Linked DNA regions of Mus musculus: region 2 is linked to region 1. A link is a loop called in an ENCODE intact Hi-C map of the cell type or tissue named here. Cell type or tissue: gastrocnemius. All regions are shown on one strand. Each heading gives the region's core, and the rest is flanking DNA. Links, peaks and the distances in the headings are about the cores only.

What was found. A loop is a pair of places that touch in the nucleus more often than their neighbours do. Peaks named below come from ENCODE experiments on the same cell type or tissue, not always from the same donor. Only the 100,000 strongest peaks of a DNase experiment are listed, where the experiment ranks them.
Region 2: a loop joins it to region 1, with 4 times the contacts of the local background. A loop is called at or near these places in 16 of 42 quality-filtered maps.

The regions. Positions count from the first base shown.
Region 1 is chr10:9,573,320-9,579,256 of GRCm38, reverse strand. It overlaps a transcript of Samd5 not described here. Among named protein-coding and RNA genes, the nearest start is that of Samd5, 99 kb to the left of the region's middle. In gastrocnemius, for the core only: no CTCF peak of the experiment used is centred there; DNase peaks (open chromatin) are centred at 2,153, 2,434 and 3,482.
Region 2 is chr10:9,752,089-9,757,475 of GRCm38, reverse strand. It overlaps Stxbp5 (syntaxin binding protein 5 (tomosyn)), which reads left to right. Exons shown (of 26, transcript NM_001081344.2): 26 at 1-1,929. Among named protein-coding and RNA genes, the nearest start is that of Gm31471, 56 kb to the right of the region's middle. In gastrocnemius, for the core only: a CTCF peak has its summit at 2,431 (motif pointing right); a DNase peak (open chromatin) is centred at 2,427.

The sequences.
Region 1 (5,937 bases), core at 577-5,576:
GTGGCAGTGTGAAGGCCACAAGGACAGAGTGATCAAAGCTAGGAGTATGGGTCTAGCACGTGACAGGTGCTCAGTCATGGCTCTCCTCCCTTCCTTCTTTCTAGGGCTCTCTGCTGCAAAAGCAATACCAACACACACACACATGCACACGCACACACACACGCACACACACACACACTGTTTGTTGCTCTCTGAACTGATCAATTCTGTTCATATGCTGCCATATTGTAACAGAATATACAGTGGTAGGCAGAGCAGTGGGTAACATTTGTTGTCTCTTTTTTTAAAAATTTTTTATTATTATGTATTTTCCTCAATTACATTTAGAATGCTATCCCAAAAGTCCCCCATACCCGCCCTCCCCCCCACCCCGCTTCCCTACTTACCCATTCCCATTTTTTGGCCCTGGCGTTCCCCTGTACTGGGGCATATAAAGTTTGCGTGTCCAATGGGCCTCTCTTTCCAGTGATGGCCGACTAGGCCATCTTTTGATACATATGCAGCTAGAGTCAAGAGTTCCGGGGTCTCTTTTTTACTGTTAAATAAATCCCTATTAGATAAAGCTAGTTAAAAATCACCAGAGGAATCTATGTCTTCCAGCCTGGGGGGTCTTTTTTCTTTTTTTCCTTCTCTGTTTTTGTGGATCTAGGGATGGAATCCAGAGTTTCAACTACGCTAGGCCAACACTGGAGCTTCGAGCCATGCCCCCAGCGAGTTCCCTCCTCTTAGCTTTGGTGTATCTCAGTTATGTGAGGTGGTACAGTGTAGACAGCCATTCAGCTGGGGAATCCCACTTTTTGTCTGAAAGGATGCCATCCTGCAATTAGGATGTCCACAGAGTTATCGGATACTGGGAAGAGTTATTTTCCCACAGTGTTGTCCGTCTTGACACGCTGATGGGAAGCACTCAGAAGCTTCTGAGGAAGCAGGACCTCCTCTCTGGTTCTATTTTTGGCATTGGTCGTCATGAACAGGCCCCAAAGAATTGCAAGAGTCAGCCTTGGGGGCAGCGGGGGTGGTGGGGAGGGAAACAGCTTTTCTGATTCGTTGACCATTGGAATTGGCTTGTAAAACTTATAGACTCTCCTTAGAGCATAATGATATCATTTTCATCTTCACAAACGTGGTGTACTCTCCAATCTAAGCAGCCAGCATGGCTTTATGAAACAAAGTCACCCCACCGTGCTTTAAATGGCAAGTGCAGCATCAGCCCCATGGTGGTATCTGTTCTGGAAGCTAATTAAAATTGCGCTAGCAGATGCCAGAAACAGATCCTGGGTTACATCCGGGTACGAGGTTGCTTTTTCCACATCACTTACTAAACTCCCTGTGCTGTCCTGAGTTCTAGGAGTGAGCCTAGGGCCAGTGGGAAAGAAATTTGGTTCTTACCCCTCCATACAGGACATATGTCTAGTGATGTCATAGGTCTGTCTGTGACTGGTGGGTGCCTTGTGCAATAACAATCTGTATTTGCTATAACGTACCACACTGGCTTGTTGATGTGGATTGAATGCGAAATTATTTAAAAGAAAAAGAAACCTCACTAGGTAAGTGAAGAATTTAAATTTTAATGCTGACTCTATCATTACTCCAATACTCATTTAGCCTATCAAAAAGCTAAAATTGTATCAAGTGCTTAGAATATGGGAGAACATTCTGTTCATTATGTCTATATTCACTGAATCCTCCCAGTAGCCCCAGAACCTCTATTTTATAGGTGAGTTACTGATCTAACTAAGGCTGAAGGTGAAACAATAGTGCCAACAACAACTTCCTGTACATTTATTGAGTGCTGGGAATATTCTAGGCACACAGATCTCTGACACAGCCAGCTGCTCAGACATCAGAGGATGGTAGACAGAGGGAACCAACAGGAGTTGTCAACAGGCCTTTGTTTAAACCCAAAGATGAAGACCTGGCTCAGTGCCGGGGATGTCCCATGAAGGGACATGGGTAACCCTTAAGGAGGAGTGGGAGTATCCAGGTGAGGTTCCTGGGGACTAGCAGGAGGCAAGTGGAACTCTTGGGGCCCAGGGCTTTCCCAGGTTGCTGGTTGGAGCTGTGCTGCAGGTATAGGACGTTAAAAGAGAACCAGTCATGAAGAGCAGGACTGCCAGAGTCTGTGGAGTGCAGAGGCTCAGGAAGACAGCGCCCCCTGGGTAGCCATGTTGTGAAGAGTTGTGTGGTGGTTGATTGAGATTGTTGACATGAGGGATTTAGAATCACCTACATCAACCTCCTGGAGTGTCCATGAGGATGTTCAAAGAGAGCTTTAATAAGAGGCTCACCTGGAAATGGCACCATCTCTCACGTTAGGCTGTGATGGAGTAAGATGGAATGAGGGGGAAAGTGAACTGAGACCATCGTCATCTCCATGGTTCCTGGCTGTAGATGGCAAAAAGCCACCATCCATGTCTTCCCTGCCACGATGGAAGGGAGCCAAAGTGGACAGGACCATCAACACCCGGCTCTGATGCCTATCTTATCAGCCTGAGCAGCTGCTGAGCTGAGAACCCATTTCTGATCTACCCCGTGTGACGTCACCCCCCCCCCCCAGGGCCAGTGTCACCCCGGAGCACAGTAAATAAAGAAACTGTCCACGCTGGTTCTCATGGGCATCCCACTTGCTGCTAAGCCATTGGAGCAACATGCTTGCACCTGTGCCGCTATCTCTTCAAAGAAACGTGGGTCTTTGGTTCAGTCGATTGGATTATTCATGTTTTAACATCACTTCTTATCTTTCAAGGAGAAAGTATCTCTGCGGAGGTGACGGGTATGAGTGTGCTGATATGTATCTGGAAGAAGGGTTTCTGAAGGAGAATGAGGTGGGGTTAGAGAGGGTGTTAGGGAGCAAAAAAAAATTATTAAAATTCATTATATACACGTATGACACTGTTAAAAATAAAAATAAGGTTAAATTTAAGGTTTTTAGTTTCAAATGATTCAAAGATGAGGCCTTCCTCATTTTATCTTTTTTAAAAACATAAAAGACTAACTCTATAATGTGACAATTAGAAAGATACTATGTAGGTAGAATGAATTAAGTACTTAAAGAACATTGCACGAGTAGATCTAATTTCCTAGTAGCCAAGGTACAAAGGAAAAAATGGAGTCGTTTGGTTTTCATACCCTGACAGAAATGAAACACTCATTGACCCGGAGTAACGATGAATTCTGAGTTCTGTGTTCAGATCCTGGGTGAATAGGCCATCTGTAAGACACTCCCAGGCACTGCTTACAAAAGTCTCCCACTTTCTGTCTTTAGTGTTACCAGCGGTGAAATGATCCACTTTCTGCCCTCAGTAGTTTCTAAGAGCAGTTGTCTTCAGAGTGGTTTGCAAAGCAGAACATTCTGGGAGCCAGCAGCAGAGAGATTGGGGTACTCTCTTTGCCCCACTCAGCCTCCATGGACCTATTGGCTGTATCTTCCTTTCCTGGTGTCTGGAGTGGTTGGCACAGTGAGTCAGAGGCTTAGCAAACAATGGAGTGCGCCACCTAGTGGTGATTACCCCGGTGGCCTCATTTCAAGTCCTCTCTGTTCTATAGCCCCCTCTCCCTAAGGCTGGGTCTTATACACCCTCCGTGGAATCCTGGTAAACAATAAGGTTCTGGGTTTCTAGTTCACTGGCATAATTTTCTAATTTTATGGTCAGGAGACACGTTATTACCGTTTGAATTGTTACATTTTCTACAGGAAGTTTAATGTATTGAGTCAAAATGTATTGAACATTGGTGTTTGGCCTTGGGACCCATGGAGAGCTCTTGCTGGAAAGAGCAACCACACTGTTCTTTCTCAGTACCACGGTGCTCAGCCTCTGCTTAGGGAAGCCCTGCAGATCCCTCCCCTTCCGTGAACTAACTCTGCCTATATCACCGTCACTTTTCCTCAGCCTGTGCTGATGGGGCAATGCCTTGCAAACCCTGCTCTCCTTCACTTCCACCTCACCCCCCGTCCACGGACCATGTCTCATCTGCTCAGTCTAGTGTCCATCTTATGCCTGAAGAACCCCTCAGGGCACTGGCCATGACCTCTCTCCTGAACTCTGTTGTCCAAACTGCTTCTCCACAGATGGTTTGCATTCTTGTTTCTATAAGACCTATTTACTTCGTGTACAAAGCCTGGACAGGGTTGCCTTCAAAGATTATATAGAGGGATGGATAAGAGCCAGATATAGCTAGTTATGCTTCGAGGCCACATTAGTAAATGCATGAGATAAATTATTGAGAGAGGGCCATACACCGGACGTTGGGAGACTGCATGAAGCAGACTTCTGAGCACAGATTTGTCACCAGTGTGTTGGATCTTGGAGAAGTTCATGGCTATGCCTTTGGCAGGCAGCTTGTTGCAGGGTCTTGGCTGACCTTGAACTTTATCAGGGTTGTTGTACTAAGAATATGACATCAGAGGGAACTCTGGATAGGCCTGCTGTAAGACAGTAAGAAAACTTTCTTCTAAGTGGGTGAGATGTGGCCATTGTGATTGTGTATGTGTGAAGATAGAGGGGACACACAAGAAATGAGGTGTGGCAGTTTTATGATTATAGTCCCAGCACTTAGGAGTCAGAGGCAGGAGAATTGCTACCAGTTCAAGATCAACCTTGGTTGCAGAGTAAGATTCTGTCCTAAAAACAAAACAACACAACAACAAAACCCAAAAGAAGTCGAAGATAAAAAGGAGAAAGAACAAGATAGAATAAAGATTCATATCTCTCCCTCCCTCCTCCCCAACTCTTCTCTTCCCTCCCCCACATACATGCAGAACAGTAGCAAATGAGCCTACCTGCCAGTCCCAGTCGGCACTGGGAAATGTGTGTTGGTTTGTCATCACACAGGGTCTCTGATGTCAGGCTAAGTGAGTGAGTTAGTGCAAGTGCCAGAAGCAAAACAGAATGACGTCACCTCAGTAGAGCTTTATAGACATGCCCACATACTTCTCAGGCTACAAGGAAAGAGGGGGTGGCAATGAGAAGACCTGAGGCGATGGTTTAGAAGTTTCACAAGAAACAGACATTCTGTAAGATGACAACAATGGGAGCCCAAGGTTGGGAGGATGCAGGAGGGACTTGATTTAAGAGGAAGGAAGCAATGTGCCAATCAGAATGGAGGCCGGAGATAGAAGGAGTGAAGTTGGGGACAGTGGCACTGGAGTTTGAGCCTGGAGGGTGAGAGAATGTTTATAAGGGTCAAGTGACATCATTCTGTCTGGCCAAGTCAAAGCTATTTTCTGGCTCCATTGAATGACTTAGGATTGGCTTGAGCCCATCAGTAATAGTCTGAGAACAGGAAAGAACTAGTCCTTTCGACAAGTACAATAGACTACAAGAGATACACAAGGGCCTGAGTTTGCTTCCCAGAAGCCATGTTTTGTAAAAGCCAGATGGGGTAGTGCACTCTTGAAACCCCAGTGCTTAGAAGGCAGAGACAAGTAGATCTTCTCAGCTTGCTGGTCAGCTAGCCTAGTCTGCTTGGTGAGTCCCAGACCAGTGAGAGACTGCCTCAAAAACCAAGGTGGGTGACTCTTAGAGTAACACCTCAAAGTCTTCTGGCCTCGACATGCATGCTAAACTCTGAACCCACCACACACATGCAAGGCAATGAGGTGCTCTTGTTATCACTTAGAAAGACCACATAGAATTATTAATTAAAGCTGCTTAATGCATCTATCTCTTGACACTAATGTAACCTCCTTTCTGATGGGAATACTTGCAACACACTCTTTTATCTTTTCCTTCTTGCTCTCCTGGTAGTAACATCTCCCAGGATGGGCAGGACTCTCACTACCACACTACGCTATGAACGCCACCGAGAACAATTTGAGTTAACTTCAGATTCAAAGAGAGCTCAATGCAAGCCCCAGGACAAGGGTAGAAAGGCGGTGAGTCTCAGGAAGGGCTGCACTGGGTCAGAGGATGCTACACTGCCAGGAGGCAGCTCCTT
Region 2 (5,387 bases), core at 388-5,387, 180 kb before region 1:
TGCTATGTTTATATGCTGCTAGAAAGTATACTTTTAGTTTTAGATGAATTTTTATGAATGTACTCTTTAATTTTAAAAATGGTGAACTTGTTAAGTCAAAGTACTTAAAAAGTATGTATATTATCCATATAAAAAGTTATGTTTTACCCTTATACTAAGAAATACTGGTATCTCATTTGAGATACATTTAAGTTTTAAAAGGTCATGCATTATTGAAAGGCCTTCACACCTGACAAAACACAGTTATGTAGTTAAAAAAAAAAACTCTGCCAAATATTTTCCAATATTGATCTTTTTGAGGGGAAATGTCCACAACCATAATTTCTAGACCTTTTCTGAAGCTTCAGCTTGCTATTGGATGCCTATTTTAGTTATTGTTTTAAAATACATATATATATACATATATTGAAAATGGTTTTCCAGATATTTTCTTCTACCTTTTTTAAAAATAAATTTCCAAAAATAGAAACAGAGTTTATGTATTTTTGTCAATGAAGGTTTTTTCTTTTTATTTTAATAGTTTATAGAGTTTGTTCCTTATCAGTTTGATACTTAATCAATACTCCTAGGCCTTTTTATTCTGTATTTACTTTGAAAAGAACACTCCTATGTAGCCAGTATCCCTTCTGGTTTTCTGTTTGTCTTTTTCTTTCAGTGTTTGTTCTGGGGTGAGATTGAAGCCCAAGTGTGCTGCTGCCTTGGAGATGACTATGCAGCGGCTGAGCTTTGACCTTTGTCCGTCTGTCTCTCCTTCCTCTGGCCCGCTGTAGAGTAATGTGGGCACCATCGCTCTTGCTTCAGATGCTGTGAGCATTCTGTGAACGGAAGACAGTTGCTGCAAATGAAAGGGGCAAAGCTGTAGCGTAGCTTCCTGGGAAAGTGAATGATTTTAATAACTTCCCAGTCTGGGTCTGAAGTTACTGGTTCAGTTTTTCTATGAATTCAGTATTGTCTCCAGAGTTGCTTACGGGTGGCCTCTTTCTGTTACGTGCAGGAAATGGGATTATATATCTGCAAGTATTTTTCAGTGAGGCACATAGTTTAATCTTTATAAGGTATAAATAGTGTCAACTCATTGTAGGTCATTTGACTCAGGCATTTAAAATGGGTGTAGGTTAATTGTGGGATTTTATTTATGTGAGTTTGGGGTTTTGATTATTTTTTTATAGCACTTGTATTTTGTTATCCAAACTTTGCTCCAATTGAAGAGAGTGTACTGTGTTTCTGACAGACTTAGATGCACTAAGAAGTAATGAAAAGATGAGAAATAGTGGCATCATTTCTTTCCTTCTTTCTTTTCTTTTTTTGTAAATAGCTATGTGATACTTTAGGTGTGACCTCTACTTAACATGGTAGCTAGTCTAGGGAGGGGAGCACTGTCTAGTTACACTTCCTTTCATTGTAAACGTGTTTCAAAAAAAAAAACAGTTATAAAACAGACAGACTTAGTTTCCTAGGGTTGTCCATGCGGAGGGCAAGCATGCATCCAGACTGCTAGCCTGTCTGTCAACACCGTACGCACTGTTCATCTCCTGCATTTTCTCTTTACGTTCGCTCAGTGCAGAACTGTTTCTAAAATAATTCCTGGAATGTGCTTTTGGAGTACAGTTTTTTTTAATTATCTGTGTAGTGTTTCATTTTTTTTTAAGAAAAAAAAAAGCACTATTGCAAACCCTGAAAAACATCCTCAGACTTTGTAGTTCTTTTGCGTTTCTGTAACTTAATGAGAAAAAAAAAATACTGTCATCACAGCAAATAGGTTCAAAATTAGGTGATGAAATATTTTTGTAAATAAATACCATTAAGCTGGTATTTTGAGAATGTATTACAAATTAATGTTTCTGAGAAATGTTCCTATATATGTAAATGAATTTCTTTGCTGAAGAGCTCTGATTGGGCAAAATAAAATACTCTAATCTCTTCTGAAACAAAAAAGAAGCCCTCTTTTTGGAAATTTGTTTTAATGTTTTTCTGAGTTGTAGAATTATCACATTAGTTAAAGAAAATAAGCCGATATATATGTGTGTATGTATATACACACACATACATACACACACAGATATACATATATACATATATGGGTTGGAATGGAGCCAAGAACTAGATCTAAATGCACACACATAACCAGGGAGTCTTATTAAGATACTGGTTCTGAGTCCATGTGTGTGAGCAGGGTCTGAGTTGACATCTCTGAAAAGGTCCACTAAAAAAAAAAAAAAAAACAGTGTATTGGTGTATGGAACATCCTTGAGTAGTGAAGATAATGGATATCTCCATAGTTAGAATTTTCTAACCTATTTGTTGTTATCAGTGTGTAACTACTTGCACCAAATTAATGGATCTAGAATAAAGTCTCTCAGGGAATGCTGACGGAATTCTCATGCTTGTTTCTAGATTTCTGCCTCTTAGTGTGATACAAAACTGGCCCACATGGGGGCAGTCATGTCTTGGACAAGAAGTCCTTACAGTAATTTCCAAGTTAGAAAGGCTTTCATGATATATTCTTTTTTATCTGAAAACTTATACAACACATCATTTTATACTATCGCTCAGTAATGTAGATCATTTCATATTGGCCTGACTGATTATCAAAAGTTTTAGTACTTTCATACTTAAGTACAAATTTGAAAAAAAAAAGATTTTCTTCTGTCTCGGGCCATGCTTTCTATTTGAGTGTCCTGTGTTAAGTGGCACTGTGTCATTCGATGCTTTGGGGTAAAAGAGCCTCCTTGGTCTCACCGTTCCTAGGACTCTGTGGGAAGATTCTAACATTCTTCCATTAACTTAAAGTTAATGCTCTTTGCAGTTTCTGGGTCAAATGTTGCTGTCGTGGGTGCCCGATTAGAAGTGGTTAAAATGTGTGCTGTTGAACACCCAAGATACAATTGCAAAACATTAGAAAATCAAGAAGAGGGAAGACCAACAGGTGGATACTTCATTCCTCCTTAGAAATGGGAACAAAATACCTATGAAAGGAGTTACAGAGACAAAGTTTGGAGCTGAGATGAAAGGATGGACTATCCAGAGACTACCCCACCCAGGGATCAATCCAATAATCAGCAACCAAACCCAGACACTATTGCATATGCCAGAAAGGTTTTGCTGAAGGGACCCTGTTATAGCTGTCTCATATGAGGCTATGCCAGTGCCTGGCAAATACAGAAGTGGATGCTCACAGTCATCTATAAGATGGAACACAGGGCCCCCAATGGAGAAGCTAGAGAAAGCACCCAAGGAGCTGAAGGGGTTTGCAATAGGTGGAAAAACAATATGAACTAACCAGTACCCCCAGAGCTCATATCTCTAGCTGCATATGTAGCAGAAAATGGCCTAGTCAGCCATCACAGGAAAGAGAGGCCCCTTGGTATTCCAAACTTTATATGCCCCAGTACAGGGGAATGCCAGGGCCAAGAAGTGGGAGTAGGTGGGTAGGGGAGCAGGGCAGAGGGAGGGTATAGGAAACTTTCCAGATAGCATTTGAAATGTATATAAGAAAATATCTAATAAAAAAAATGCTTCAAAAAATGTGTGCTGTTGCTTAAAAGATGTATGCATCTTTTTAAACAAGAAGAATTCTCTGAGTGATTTTCAAACTTTATTTCCTCCATTTGTCTTGCTTATACTTTTAAGTGCTAATCACTCTTAAAAGACAAAATTAAGGCATGAAATACATTTTATTAATTAAAACAAGTTTCAGAGGCAAAAAGAAAAGTACTTGTTACCAAAGACATGTGAGGACTTCGCATAATGTGAAGCTGGAGTTCTGGATTAATACTGTATACATCTTCCTCCAAATACAAGCCCCTCTAGGCTCTGTGTTGACTCCCCACCTCACCTTGCTCCTTCATCCCACCCATCCCTGACTGCCTCACCCTGCTCCTTCATCTCGTCCATCCCTGACTGCCAAGTCTCTCAACCCAACTTGCACAAGCTTTGCAGTTCACTGAATTCATTTTAAGAAATCTTCTTTGCTCACTTAGTAGAAAATACTCCTAATTCCCTTTCTTGGGGACTTACTTCTGAATATTGGGTAAATGTAGAAATATCGTCTTATGAACACAATGGGATCCCTACTGCTTGCAACATTCAAACACTCAAAAACCCACACCAATAAACAATTAAACGCAGACTGCATTGGGCCAGCTTGGCACTGGAGGCAGGCAGTGGTGTAGAGAGAGCCCTGTGCTGTTGCCCTCAGCCCTTGGTCTTGCTGCCTCAGTAGGACTCAGCCAAATCATAGCTGTGTTCAAAATCCCAGGATTCCAAGAAATCCTGGCACTGGATACTAAATTAAGCTATTGTGCTCAAATCTGAATGAGAGGATTTCATGGAAAAGAAAATGTCTAAATCCAGACTGTGGGACCATAAGTCCTCTCTCCTGCCTTCATCAGAATTTCTGTTAGGAAGCATGGGGGACAGGGCACTGCTATGAGAATTTGTATTCTCCAGAAGTCCCTAGGTGGGTTGGTATGCTAGTCCAGACAGCTCTGACCTACAGCCATGCTATAGATCAGTTTCTTGAGTCACAGAGAATCAGTATAACATCTGAACCAATGTAACAGATAAGTGAGTGAAAGTAATTGATATACCTCAACATACGTACAAATGCATAAATTCCTAAAAACTTAAAAAATATTCTCAAGATTACAAAACAGAACAAAACAAGCAAACAGATCTTGGGGTGTCCTCTCCTTCAAGCACAGACTCCCTACCAGGGCTTTAATATCTGAACCCTTCGGGTAAGACCCAGTTCATATGTGTCCCATTGAGTGAAACTAATAAGATGGCCCTAAATGCTACTCCCTGAGTCACACTTGAAAGTATACAGGTCTATTCTGTTTAAATTTAAATAGTTAGAGTTTGGGTGCATTTTTAAATGCTATAGAAATTAAATTCTTAAAATTTTATAGAATTTAAAGTTAATATATATTTCATAACCTTACTGGAAATCTGTTGGAAGCTTTATTTTCCTGCTAACAAAACCCCAAAATACATTTTTTTTGACTAACGGGCAAATGAATTTACCTCAGCTTTCAGTGAGTGTGTAAAGAGTGGGGGCCCGTGTGTACAAATGCCAAGTCCATCAACCTGCTTATGCAGACCCCAATTCTGTTCTAAGTTTGTCATTGATACTAATCGCCCTACATATCTGATTGATACTAACCTCCACTGGTCTGAGTTTCATTAATTGTAAAACTGCTATCTATGCTGGTCTGCCTTACTTTGGATAGAACCCATAACTTCTAAGGATCATTAGACGAACAGAATTTAAATGTTGGGTCTTATATTTTCAAAATTAATGTGTGTGTGTGTGTGTGTGTGTGTGTGTGTGTATAGTGCATATGTCTCTGTGTGCATGCATGTGTGCATGTGTGTGTGAGTGTATA